2 separate regions of the Homo sapiens genome follow, and region 2 is linked to region 1. Evidence: chromatin contacts called from ENCODE Hi-C or POLR2A ChIA-PET data. All regions are on one chromosome and are shown on one strand. Each heading gives the region's core, a stretch centred on a gene start or an enhancer-like site at or near the end of the contact. The rest is flanking DNA. Distances are from core to core; before and after follow the strand shown.

Region 1 (5,757 bases), core at 1,479-3,978:
ATTATAGGCACCCACGACCACGCCCGGCTAGTTTTTCTATTTTTAGTAGAGATGGGGTTTCACCGTGTTGTTCAGGCTGGTCTCCAACTCCTGACCTTAGGCGATCCACCCACCTCGGCCTCCCAAAGTGCTGGGATTATAGGCGTGAGTCACCGTGCCCGGCTTCTCGGCTACTACATTTTAAATAATAAAATTATACAACAGAATTTTCTTTCCAAGAAAATTCAGATTATTATTTTTTTGTAATCTACTCATATTGTGAGTCAGAGAATGGCAATTTTCATTATTAAGCATTCACCATCTGACAAATATGTATATTCAGGTAAATCCCAAATTACGGACTGCATATGTAGCCACAGGCGAAAAGTAACTTAGTCTGCTCAAGAGCAGTTGCCCCAACAGGATAGTTCTCATACTTTTGTGATTTACAGATAGTTATACTGTTATGGGCATTGACTTGATTCATGTGTTGAAATACAGGTTTAGCAGGGTTTGATTCATACATGTTTGAAATGAAGACTTCCTGGAAAACCAGGGTCATGTGCTTATCCTATCACCACACACATGAAACCGCCCCAACAGGGTTCACAAAAATTGCATGCAGGTTCTGGACAGAAATATAGTTATAATTAAGCATTAATCAGGCTGCACTTCGGCCTACTTCCTTGTTGCTAATAGTCACAAGGCACTAGATACTGACATTTGCATCTCTATTGTTCCTATAGATAGGATTTCAGACATCAGACTAAGAATTGATTTGCATCCCTGTTGTTCCTGTAGACAGGATCTCTGACATTAGAATCATAAGGCTTTTGTTTAAGGATCGCTTAAGATGTTTTTCAGACCACGAGTTCCGGTGAAACAGTTGAGTTCAACCAGTTTGAAGACCCCCCACAGAGGAATGGGATGAGCATGAGAATGTAGTTTCTTCATCTCCTTGTACCACGATTTCACCAGCACTCTCCCACCAATCAGTCAACTCCATTACCCTTACAAACTCTAACCCCAAATTCCCAAATTCCTAGCAGAGATGGATGTGAGGCTTCTTCCTGTCTCCTCCTTAGGTGGCCCTATGATTAGACCTCTTTCTCTGCTGCAACCTGGTGTCTCTGCATATAGACTTGCTATGTGCATTGGGCAAGGAACCTACTGCTGTTACACACACTCTGTTGACTTAAAACACAACCTCACCAGAAAACACTTTGTTCTCGCAGGTCCTTTTTTTTTTTTTTTTTTTTTAAGATGGAGTCTAGCTCTGTCGCCCAGGGTGGAGTGCAGTGCTGCCATCTCTGCTCACTGCAACCTCCGCCTCCTGGGTTCCAGCGATTCTCTTGCCTCAGCCTCCGGAGCAGCTGGAATATCAGGTGCACGACACCACGCCCGGCTAATTTTTGTATTTTTTAGTAGAGACGGGGTTTCACCATGTTGGCCAGGCTGGTCTGGAACTCAGGTGATCTGCCCGCCTCGGCCTCCCAAAGTGCTGGAATTACAGGCGTGAGCCACTGCGCTCGGCCTGTTCTCGCAGGTCCTTTTGCTCAGACGCAGCAAACCGTAACCCCAAGCTCGATCTCTGCTGCTCTCAGGAATTCCACTTCCTCCAGCTTGGGCAACATAGCGAGACCCTGTCTCTACAGAAAAATAAATAAGTAAATAAATAAATACAAATAAATAAAACATTAGCCGGGCTTGGTAGCTGCGCCTGTAGTCCAAGATGCTCGGGCAGGCTGAGGGGAAGGATCGTTTGAGCCCAGCAGTTTAAGGCTGCAGTGAGCCTTGTTTGTGCCACTTGCACTCCAGCCTGGACGACAGAGGGAGACTGTCTCTAAATAAATCAATAAATAAGGCCGGGCGCAATGGCTCACGCTTGTAATCCTAGCACTTTGGGAGGCCAAGGCGGGTGGATCATTTGAGGTCAGGAGTTTCAGACCAGCCTGGCCAACATGGTGAAACCCCGTCTCCACTTAAAAAAAAAAAAATTAGCTGGGCATGGTGGTACATGCCTGTAATCCCAGCTACTTGGGAGGCAAAGGCAGGAGAATCGGTTGAACCCGGAAGGCGGTTGCAGTGAGCCGAGATCCCGCCACTGCACTCCAGCCTGGGCGACGGAGTGAGACTCCGTCTCTAAATAAATAAATAAACAAAAATTAAGAATCCTATTTCCAGACCAGGCCCCGGAGAGTCAATAATCCGAGATGTGAAGGAGACCTTAAAATATTATTGATCCCAACACAGGCCGCGTGGGACCTGAACCGCCTCACCTTGGCAACCACATTTGTAATTTCCGCAAATGATCTATATCTTCTTCATTCCAAAATTGTGCCTCTCCGTCACTCATTCCACCCATAGGCTCCCTTCAGCCGTGTCCCCCTTACTCTCACCCTGCACATTTCCGCTGTTCTAAATACGGCTGCCCTTCAGCAGAAGCTGTTGCCTGCAGACGGCGCCTGCGTATCGAGCCTCCGTGAAGAAAATCACTCCCCAGAATGAGCCCGGCTTTGCGGCTGGGTCCTAAACTGCGGTGAGCTGAACCTTCTCGTGGGAATGTGAGAAAGCGGAACACACGTGGGCCCCAAATAACAACCCTCCCCACACCGAAGCCCAAGAGCTGGGGGGGAGGGGCGGAGGCGACGCGGGGGGCGCTGGCCGCAGGGGCCGGCAGGGGGCGCGCTGGCCGCGGTGGCTGGGCAGCGCGAGCCTGCGGCGCGTCTAGGCCCGCGCGGTTCCCGGTGCACTCGCTGCCCACAAAGCGCCAGCTGAGGGGCCGCTGCGGGTGGAGTGCGGCGGAGTCGGCCTCGCGACCCCAGCTTGATCCGCCGCCTGCTGCACCGCGCCTCCGCCGCGTTCCTGCGCGTCCCGAGCCCCGACGGCCGCGTGAGTCCCGTCCGTGCGGGGAAGGCAGGGCCGGGTCGGCGCCGCCTGTGGAGAGGACCCGGCGGCCGGGCCTGCTTGGAGCCGGGCGCGGTGGCAGCGGCGGCAGCGGCGGCGACTTCCGAGGCCCGGGCTAGACAGCGCAGGGCCATGGCTGAGGCGGCCCCGGCCCCGGTAAGGGCGGCCGCGCGCGAGTGTTGTGAGCCCCCGAGACCCAGACCCCGAGGGAGGAAGGCGGGCGGGCAGGGAGCTGCCAGGCATAGGCGCCGTTCTCGGGTCCCGCCGGCCACGTCGCCTGTCGCCCGTGCTTGGCGGCTGCAGCCTCGCGTGAGGGGACTTAGCGGGTGGGTGTGAAACCGCCCACCCGGGGACACCAGGCTGGGCCGCAGGTCTGAGGGGCACTCGCAGGCAGCTATGAGACCCGGGGCCCTGCAGTTGGGTTGAAGTCGAGGGGGTGCCTGCTGCGTGTCAGCCCCACGCCTGCCCGCCAGACGCGCAGCGGGGTTGGGCTGGGGAGCCGTCAGCCATTCTCGCGGCCGCGGGAGCGTTCGTCACCAGCAATCTGAGCGGTGGCGCGGGCGGCATTTAAGTGTGCGGAGGCGCATTCCCGCCGCGCTGCGTGACGCCTGGGCTCCCGGCACCGGACTCGGGACACGCGGGAGGCCCTCCCGAAATAGCTGCCGAATGAATGGTGCGGACCCGGAGGCTGGAGTGGCCTCGCGTGCGTGGCGGTTCATTCGCGGGTGTTTGCCAAGGCCTGCGGGGGCCGGCAGCGGCCAGTTGCCAGGGCGACCGAGGCGACCGGGCCGCGCCTGCACGCAGCCCCGTAGAATGAGAAGGGGACGGTCAGGCCGCGGGGAAAGCACTGATCGCATTTGCCACCCAAGAGGTCTTTGGTCACCTCTAGGAGAGCAATTGTACTGGGTCAGGAGCCACCCTGGCACATGAGGGGTGACTGGGAAAAGGAGGAAGAGCAGCGATGGGTAGGGGGTAGAGCAGAGGGAAGTGCCACCTCCACTCTTGGACCTGTTTTTCTTTTTTCCAACCTTTTTTTTTGTGTATAGGTGGGATGGTAGCGATGATCCTGTGTTGTGCCAGTCCTGGCTAATAGAAATATAAGGGAAGCCGCATACAAAACTCTAAATCAAGCTTGTCCAACCCGCGGCCCCCAGGCCGCATGCGGACTAGGACTGCTTTAAATGCGGCCCAACACAAATTCGTAAACTTTCCTAGAACATCATGAGATTTATGCACGGACCTTTTTCTTTGTCTTTTTTTTTTTTTTTTTTTTTTTTTTTTAGCTCATCAGCTATCATGATCAGTATTTTATGTGTGACCCAAGACAGTTCTTCCAGTGTGGCCCAGGGAAGCCAAAAGATTGGACACCCCTGCTTAAATTCTCTAGGCGTCACGTTTAAAAAGTAAAAAGCCAGGCGCTGTGTTGTGCACGCCTGTAGTCCCAGCTAGGCCGGGGGCTGAGGCGGAAGAATCACTTGAGTCCAGGAGTTCGAGGCAGTCCACACCGCGTCTCTAAAATAAAAAAAATTTTTGAGAAGTTAAAAAATAAATAGATGAAATTAATTTTAATTATATATCTAACTCAATATATGCAAAATATTATTTCAACATGTCATCAATTTATTTATTTATTTATTTTTTGAGGTGGAGTCTCACTCTGTCCCTCAGGCTGGAGTGCAGTGGCGCCATCTGGGCTCACTGCAACTTCTGCCTTGCCGGTTCAAGCGATTCTCCTGCCTCAGCCTCCCGAGTAGCTGGGACTACAGGCGCGTGCCACTACGCCCGGGTCCTTTTGTATTTTTAGTAGAGAGGGGGGTTTCACCGTGTTTGCCGGGATGGTCTCAATCTCCTGACCTCGTGATCCGCCCGCTGGGATCCAAAGTGCTGGGATTACAGGCGTGAGCCACCGCGCCCGGCCTCATGTAATCGATTTAAAACATTAATGGCCGGGTGTGGTGGCTCAAGCCTGTTATCCCAAGCACTTCAGGAGGCTGCCGTGGGAAGACAGCTTTAGCCCAGGAGTTGAAGACCAGCCTGGGCAACATAGGAAGACCCCATCTCTACAAAAAAAATTTTTTTTTTTAAATTAGCCAGGCGTGGTGGCATGCACTTGTACTCCCAGCTACTCAGGAGGTGGGAGGTGTTTGAGCCAGGGAGGTGGAGGCTGCAGTGAGCTGTGATCCTGCCACTGCCCTCCAACCTGGGCAACAAAGTGAAACCCTGTCTCAAGCAAACAAACAAATATTTTTTTCATACTAAGTCTTCAAAGTCTCGTGTATTTTATACTCATAGCACATCTCAATTTAACCACATTTCAGGTGCTCAGTGGCCACATGTAGGTAGTGGCTACTGTATTGAACAGTGCCAGTCCACCCTATGGAGAAGAATCAGGAGACAGATTGACACTAAGAAAGGAACAACCTACCCAAAAAGGTGGAAGGGGTTGGCATAAGTGAAGCAAATGTGGAGAGTTAAGATTTAAATAGGATGCAACTTCCTTAGGAAGTAAAGAAGAAAACTTAGATTCGGTTACTGATAAGTTTGAAGCAAGGAGTATGAAGAGAAAGTTGAATGAATTTAGGTCTGATTAATTTCCATCTCAAAGCAAGAGGACATGTCATCTTCTGAGAGTGGGGGCTGCAGCAGACAAGTCTTACTACTCAGTGTCAGCATCACCTGGGAATTTGTTAAAAATACAAAATCTCAGGCTGTGTACCATGGCTCACACCTGTAATCCCAGCACTTTGGGAGGCTGAGGCAGGTGGATCACTTGAGCTGAGTAGTTTGAGACCAGCCTAGGCAATATGGTGAAACCCTGTCTCTACCAAAAATACAAAAATTAGCAGGGCATGGTGGTGTGTGCCTGTGGTC
Region 2 (5,757 bases), core at 1-2,500, 1.3 Mb after region 1:
GGCCAGAGCCCCTCTCAGGGCTGGGAGTGGTGGGGGTGGAGTGCGTGGTGTTGATTCTTGATGGCAGGTGGGGCGGTCTGGGTACCGGGCTGTAGGTTTCTCTGTGATGAGCTGCTTACCGGATCTTCATCCCCAGAATGTCAGAGTTGAAAGAGACTTGGAGAGGCCACTTTCCACAAACCCCACGCCCAACCTCAGCCCCTAGGCCTCCTGGCTCCTGTACACACTCTCTGCTGTCCTTGAGATGTCATTTCACTTCATGTTTCAGTTTACTCATCTGTAAGTTGGGGATATAGATGAGGGACTCTTCCTCGCTGGGATATATTGCAGCTACTGGATGAGAGAGGGTGAGGTCACTGGTGCACAGAGCCTTAGTTGATTCTGCCACACCATGTGCCACTGACTGTGCCGGGCTGGGCTCTCCCAGAGACACACATGAGGACCGCAGGCCCTGACACGGGGTGCTCACACTCGGTGTGTGACGCGGGGCCAACCTACAAAGTGCTCTGGGGTGAGACCGAGGAGGGTGACTGGTTTCTCTTCGTCACCCAGGGGAGTTTGATGGCTTTGAACCAGGTCATGGGGACAAATAAAATTGTTCTAGGAAGAGCAAGTGTGTAGAAGGGTGTTTTCAAGGGAGGGGGGGTCCTGATAGTTCAGTGACTGTCTCCAGGTGTCCCAAGGGGAGGTTTGCCCTACAAAGGACTTCGTGGTCAGGGGGTGGGGACACTGAGATTTTTAATGAGATGAGTGCTATGATCTCAGACTTATGCTTTAGGAGGAGAATCAGAGGCACTGTGAGGACAGACTGATGTGGGAAGAGCTGGAGCCTCGAGGGGCTTGGGTCATCTGGGCAAGAGAACATAAGGCCCCCAGCTAAGAGGCCTGGCCAAGGTCTGGCAGTGAGAAAGGGGGCAGCCAGGACTCTGCTCCAGGACCTCTGGTTCCAAGCTGGCGCTCTGAGGCACGGGCCTCTTCAGCCTTTTGGCAGATGAGGAAACAGGTTTGCCAAGCTTGCCTACACCACAGTTGGTACTTAGGGGTACAACAGGTGGAAGCCAGGGCTTTGTTTTGGATTCTGAATCCCAGAACCTTTTAGCTTCACTGCTTAAAAAGTGGACGATGGAGCAGGGAGGATTTGGGGCCATGTGATAGGAGCTGGGGCAGGGGTGTTAGGGGTGGTACGGGTGTTTGAAGGGGACATGGCATCCCTGGGAGTGGTTTGGGAGGAAGGGAGCTGGGGCTTCGAGGGGACCTGCACATTCAGTCCTGTGCTGGGTGCTGGAGACTCGTCCCTCCCCACTGCCCCCTCTGCCCATCCTCAGTGCTATGTGGCTATGGCTCCTCGGAGACTGTCCTCTGCCTACCACTCCCAGGTGCTGTAGACTAGCATTGGTGGCAAAGATGAAATTAAACAGGGGCTTCGGACACCTGGAGTCAGTCACCAAAATGCCCTGAACCCAAGGTGTCTCATCTGTAAATGGGATTCGTAATCCTTGCAGTGCTTGGTAGGGGACAAAGAGGATTCATTCAAACCCTAGGACAGATTCAGGGTAGGCCAGCTGATCGCTCCCTCCTAGCCCCAGAGGGGTGGCTGGGCAGGGCCATGTCACGGCTCCACACCTGATCCTGATCTCTTTGTTTCTGTCGACAGTTGCAGAGTGGGCAGGATCTTAAGACCCGATAGGTGCAGAACCCATCTGGACACGGAGACCAGGAATGGAGTTCCATGGAGGCCTGGCTGGCACTGCACCCGGGCATGAGGACACATCCAGTAAGAAGACCTGCCTCAAGAGGTGCACTGCGGTGACCAGTGGAGGTGACTGGTTGGAGCCTGGAATTGGAAGCAGATTCCAAGCTCTGGTGGACAAACTCTCCAGGCCTGGTGGGAATCACAGCTGGGGCAGACCTCATCCTGGCTGCCTGGCCACAGGCCCCCACTCTCTGCCACTGGTGGTAGGACGATGCCTGTGTGGAGAGCTGGCTTCTCTGCTCCCGCCTGGTCCACCACTTGGCTAGAGTTCAGAGACAGGAAGTGATTGGTCTAAGCTAACACAGCAAGTTGGTGGCAGACCTGGTTCTAGAGGCAAAACCTTCTTCCAGATGTGAATGAAACCTGCAGGCTTCATTTTCCTTTCTGAGCAGTGCTTCTTAGCTCTTTGGAGACACGAAGCCCTTGGAAAATCTGATGAAGGTTACGGACCTTCCCTAGGAAAACAGATAACTGACGTAGACTCAAAAACCCCAAGCAATTTCAGGAGCCACTGGACTCCCTGAATGAAACCCATCCCTGGACTCCAGGCTAAGAACCTCAGCCCTGGGGACTTCACCTGCTGCCCTTTCCTTACCTGTCACACATTGAGCCCCGAGTCAAGGCCACTGTACAAGTAGTGCCCCTCCCTCCCCCTGGCCAAGCCTCCTTCCCTTGTTCAGGAATAAAGAATTCCGAGGAGCCCTTTTTAGTCATTCCCTTCTCCCAGACCTAACGAATGGTGCGTCAGGTTTCTGGAGCCTCATTTCCCTTCCCCAGACATTGGCAGAGGTCCCTTGGGCTAGATTTTCTCTTCTGGTTTTGTTTCTTGTTCTGCCTGACTGGCCGCTGGCTTCCACAAAGGAGCCCTTTGCTCCTGGCCTGGGCTCTGATTTCACTGTGTGGTCTCAGGGGAAGCTGGACTGCTGTGGACGCTGGTGGGAGCTTGAGTCTGGTCTGAGTCTGCCCCAGGGAGAAAGAATCCTGCTTCCACCAACCAAGCCCAGTCAGCGGTTCCTCCCAGCTGGCCAAGTGTTCAGCCCAGTGGGCTGGGGAGGAAGAGGATGAGGGCCTCGCTCCTGGTGCCTGTGGCTCTGGGCAGGGTGAGAGGTCGGTGGAGGATCTTTCTGTGTGTTCTCTGAGTATGCAGCAGTGCAGTTGAAGGGAACAGGGCCCAGGCAGGCAGCAGGGCAAGGACTCCTCCCATCTTCACACCTGAACCAGTCAGCCTGGAAGCTACAAGTTCTCACCTGCCTCCCCAGAATGAACATCAGAAAAGGCAAAACTGACCAGGGCTGGGATGGGTTTGGGTCAGCGTGGTTGGAGGGCAGCCTGTGGATCCCTGCACTGGAGTCTTGCTGTCTTCGATGCAGGTTGGATCATACATTGTTACCTCCTACTGTATGCCTCACCCTGGAATAGCAGAATGCTCAGGGGGAGATCCGAGAACGAGAAGGTGCTCCCAGCCCCAGGAGCTTCCAGTCTGGCTCTGATCCTTGGCCGACCTAGAGGAAACCTCCACACACGCCCCTTTTGTGCTAATGGTGCAGTTTGTGTCCCCCTCTGCCCATCACTGTGCTGTGCTTGTTCCTGCCTCTGTGCCTTCCCCTATACTGCTCGGACATGTCCCCTTTCCTCTCCTCTACCCAGCTAAGCCCTTCTGATCCACGGGGCCCGGCTTCCCAAACCACCCAGCCCACATTCCTCCTTCCTGCTCCGAACAGGTCCGGTGTGAGCCCCTGCCCCCGAACTGCGTGCTGTCCCATGGACGCTCCAGTCTCTTCCGTGTGTGTCTTGAGTCCCTAACTAGACAGTTAGCTCCCTGAGGGCAAGGGACTGTCATTTCCTCTTGAGTCCTACCAGGGTCTAGCACAGGACTGGGCTCCTAACTCTCAGGAAACACTTGTCGGCTGACTGGTGCCTCAAGCGCTGGAGCTTGTCGGTGGCCGGTAATGGGCAGTGCACGTGGGGAGAGGGTATGTGAGTTAACTCAAGGGTGCCTTTTCTTGGGCTGTGGGCTGGCTCCCCTGGGTCAAAAGTGGATGTCGGAGGCCTCAGGCTCTTACCTCCTTGGGGCAGTGGGAGCATCAGGGACCCCCACCCCCACCCCGGCTCTGCAGGAGTGCACGGAAGTGGTCGTCCAGCCTGGATATTTCTACAGGTTGCTGACTCCTGCGGGAGCTGACTGAGTGGAATAAATGTTCTCTCAACATCAGCTTGTGTAAGGAGTGGTCATTTGGGGCTTAGCGGGGAGCAGGGTGGTGGCCTCTGTCTCTGCCTCCATCATCTCTTGAGGAATTATGTTTCAAGGTTGCCTGGTGACCAAAGACCCTAGAAGACACACATCAGAGCCTCAGTGACGAGCTATTGTAGGCTTCTGGCACCTGCACAGTGACTGCCCTTTGCACCTGACTCACACATATAGGGGCTGCAGCCCTTGCTGCCTGCGCAGCCCACGGTGAGGCCAGACTTGCCGAGAAGCGTCGGACGGTTCCCTCAGTGCTTGAGCAGTGGACGGCTAAGAGTGCTTGAGTCGGGAGACCAGGCCCCTGTGCTGGTCTGTCTCCAATGGGAGGTCTCGGCCAGGCACATGCCTCTCCTGAGGTTAGTCCCCTTCCCTGCTCCTCTTCCTTATGGCGTTGTGAGAAGCAAACAAGTAGATATGGAAAGGACGCGAGTGCACAGCGTGGCACAGAGACTCTACCATTGCTCTTTGGGCCTCCCCACCGAGTAGGACCTGGCTGAAGACCACCTCTCGCAGAGCGCTCTGGACAGCTGACCTTCTGTCCTGCCCGCCGCCGGGTGGCCGTGAGACCTGGGTAAGTAACTTCCTTCCCGTCAATGGAATGCCTGGCTGGAGTGCGGTGGGCTCGCTTTGGCACCGTGACCCTGTGCTGCGTCGTCTGACTCTGACTTCTTCTATGGCCTCTGTCAGCCAGGAGGGTCCTGTGAGTAAGGAACTTAGGGACTGCACCTTTGAAACGTGGGTGGGTGATGTTGGGAGTGAATCAGGCAGGGTTCTGTGTTCAACTCAGATTTCAAAAAAGGAAATGATGAGCTCGTGTAAGTGAAAAGTACAGTGACTCGATGGTCACACGGACCCAGCCAGGAAGAAGCCGGCAGCTCAGCCTTCTGCCTGGCAGCTTCCAGTCCTTCTCTAATGGATCTGAGACAGCGGAGGGTCCTACTCTTGTTGGCCCGAATCGGGTCAGTGCCCGTTACTAGACCCGTCTCAGTGGCCAGGGGAGTGCAGGGTTCTGCAAGGCCTTGTCACACGCGCACCTATGGCCAAGGGGGCTCAGCTGCACCTAGAGTCCATGTGCTGGGAGTGGGAAGGTTTTGTTCAGCAGAGGAAAGCCAGAGATGAGAAGATGGGTGGATGGACTCCAGGCAGCAGACCCACACTCTTGCTATGGGGACTGGGTGGAGGTGGAGCAGGGAGAAGCCGGGCCAGCAGCGTTGGTGTCACCTGGGAGTTGTTAACGCACAATGGCAATTCCCACCCCAGACTCCAGTCAGAAACTGCATGTGCTCAAGATCCCAGGCGGACAGCATCTGCTGTCAGACCCAGCGCCACTTTGCCATTGCCCTCCAAGGAGGGCCTTTGACTCAGACATTCCATTGGCCTTGCTGCTTGCAGGGAGGACAATGACGGAGTTTCCTTTTAGGCGAGCTGGTAGAGACAAGAGGCTGCTGCCTTCCCCAGGGCCCAGATACTAGCCACCGCCACCCCCACCCTCCAGGACTGGCGCACACATCAGCGGGGCTCATCCTGACCTGGCCTGCCCAGCCTGGCTGTATAGGAATTTCCTGGAGTACAGACGCAGTACAGGAGGGAAACACTAAGGGAAGGGCCAGTCCTGGGCACAGAAGCAGGTGGCTCACACAGCATGGCTCCTCCACCCGCTGTCTGGGACCCTCCCCTGGTTCCCATCTCCACCCTCCTTAAGGCCTCCTTAGCTTTTTTTTTTTTTTTTTTTTTTGAGATGGAGTCTCACTTTGTCACC

What was found. A loop is a pair of places that touch in the nucleus more often than their neighbours do. ChIA-PET counts read pairs that join two places held with the same protein, here RNA polymerase II (POLR2A). Pooled maps may share reads with other maps.
Region 2: a loop to region 1 is called in a map of sigmoid colon, with 9 times the contacts of the local background. The contact joins the enhancer-like site here to the promoter of ZNF398 in region 1. A Hi-C loop is called at or near these places in 1 of 168 maps with a recorded cell type or tissue (sigmoid colon) and 4 of 50 pooled maps. POLR2A ChIA-PET finds 5 or more read pairs at or near these places in 2 of 52 experiments (activated B cell and activated CD8-positive, alpha-beta memory T cell).

Annotation. Positions count from the first base shown.
Region 1 is chr7:149,144,725-149,150,481 of GRCh38, forward strand. It overlaps ZNF398 (zinc finger protein 398), which reads left to right and starts at 2,729. Exons shown (of 6, transcript NM_170686.3): 1 at 2,729-3,042. The coding sequence starts at 3,019. It overlaps LOC107986856 (a long non-coding RNA gene), which reads right to left and starts at 2,637. Exons shown (of 2, transcript XR_007060581.1): 1 at 2,259-2,637; 2 at 1-1,628. RefSeq lists enhancers at 359-932, 933-1,506, 1,507-2,080, 2,174-2,223, 2,655-3,228 and silencers at 2,534-3,173, 2,838-3,009, 3,304-3,453, 3,594-3,643.
Region 2 is chr7:150,408,506-150,414,262 of GRCh38, forward strand. It overlaps LOC728743 (zinc finger domain-containing protein LOC728743), which reads left to right. Exons shown (of 3, transcript NM_001395976.1): 3 at 1,655-3,965. Among named protein-coding and RNA genes, the nearest start is that of LINC00996, 22 kb to the right of the region's middle. Within about 2 kb of position 1,251, at least 2 of the 41 ENCODE cell types and tissues checked have a DNase peak (open chromatin) inside an H3K27ac peak, as active enhancers do; they include sigmoid colon, where a contact is called at or near this core.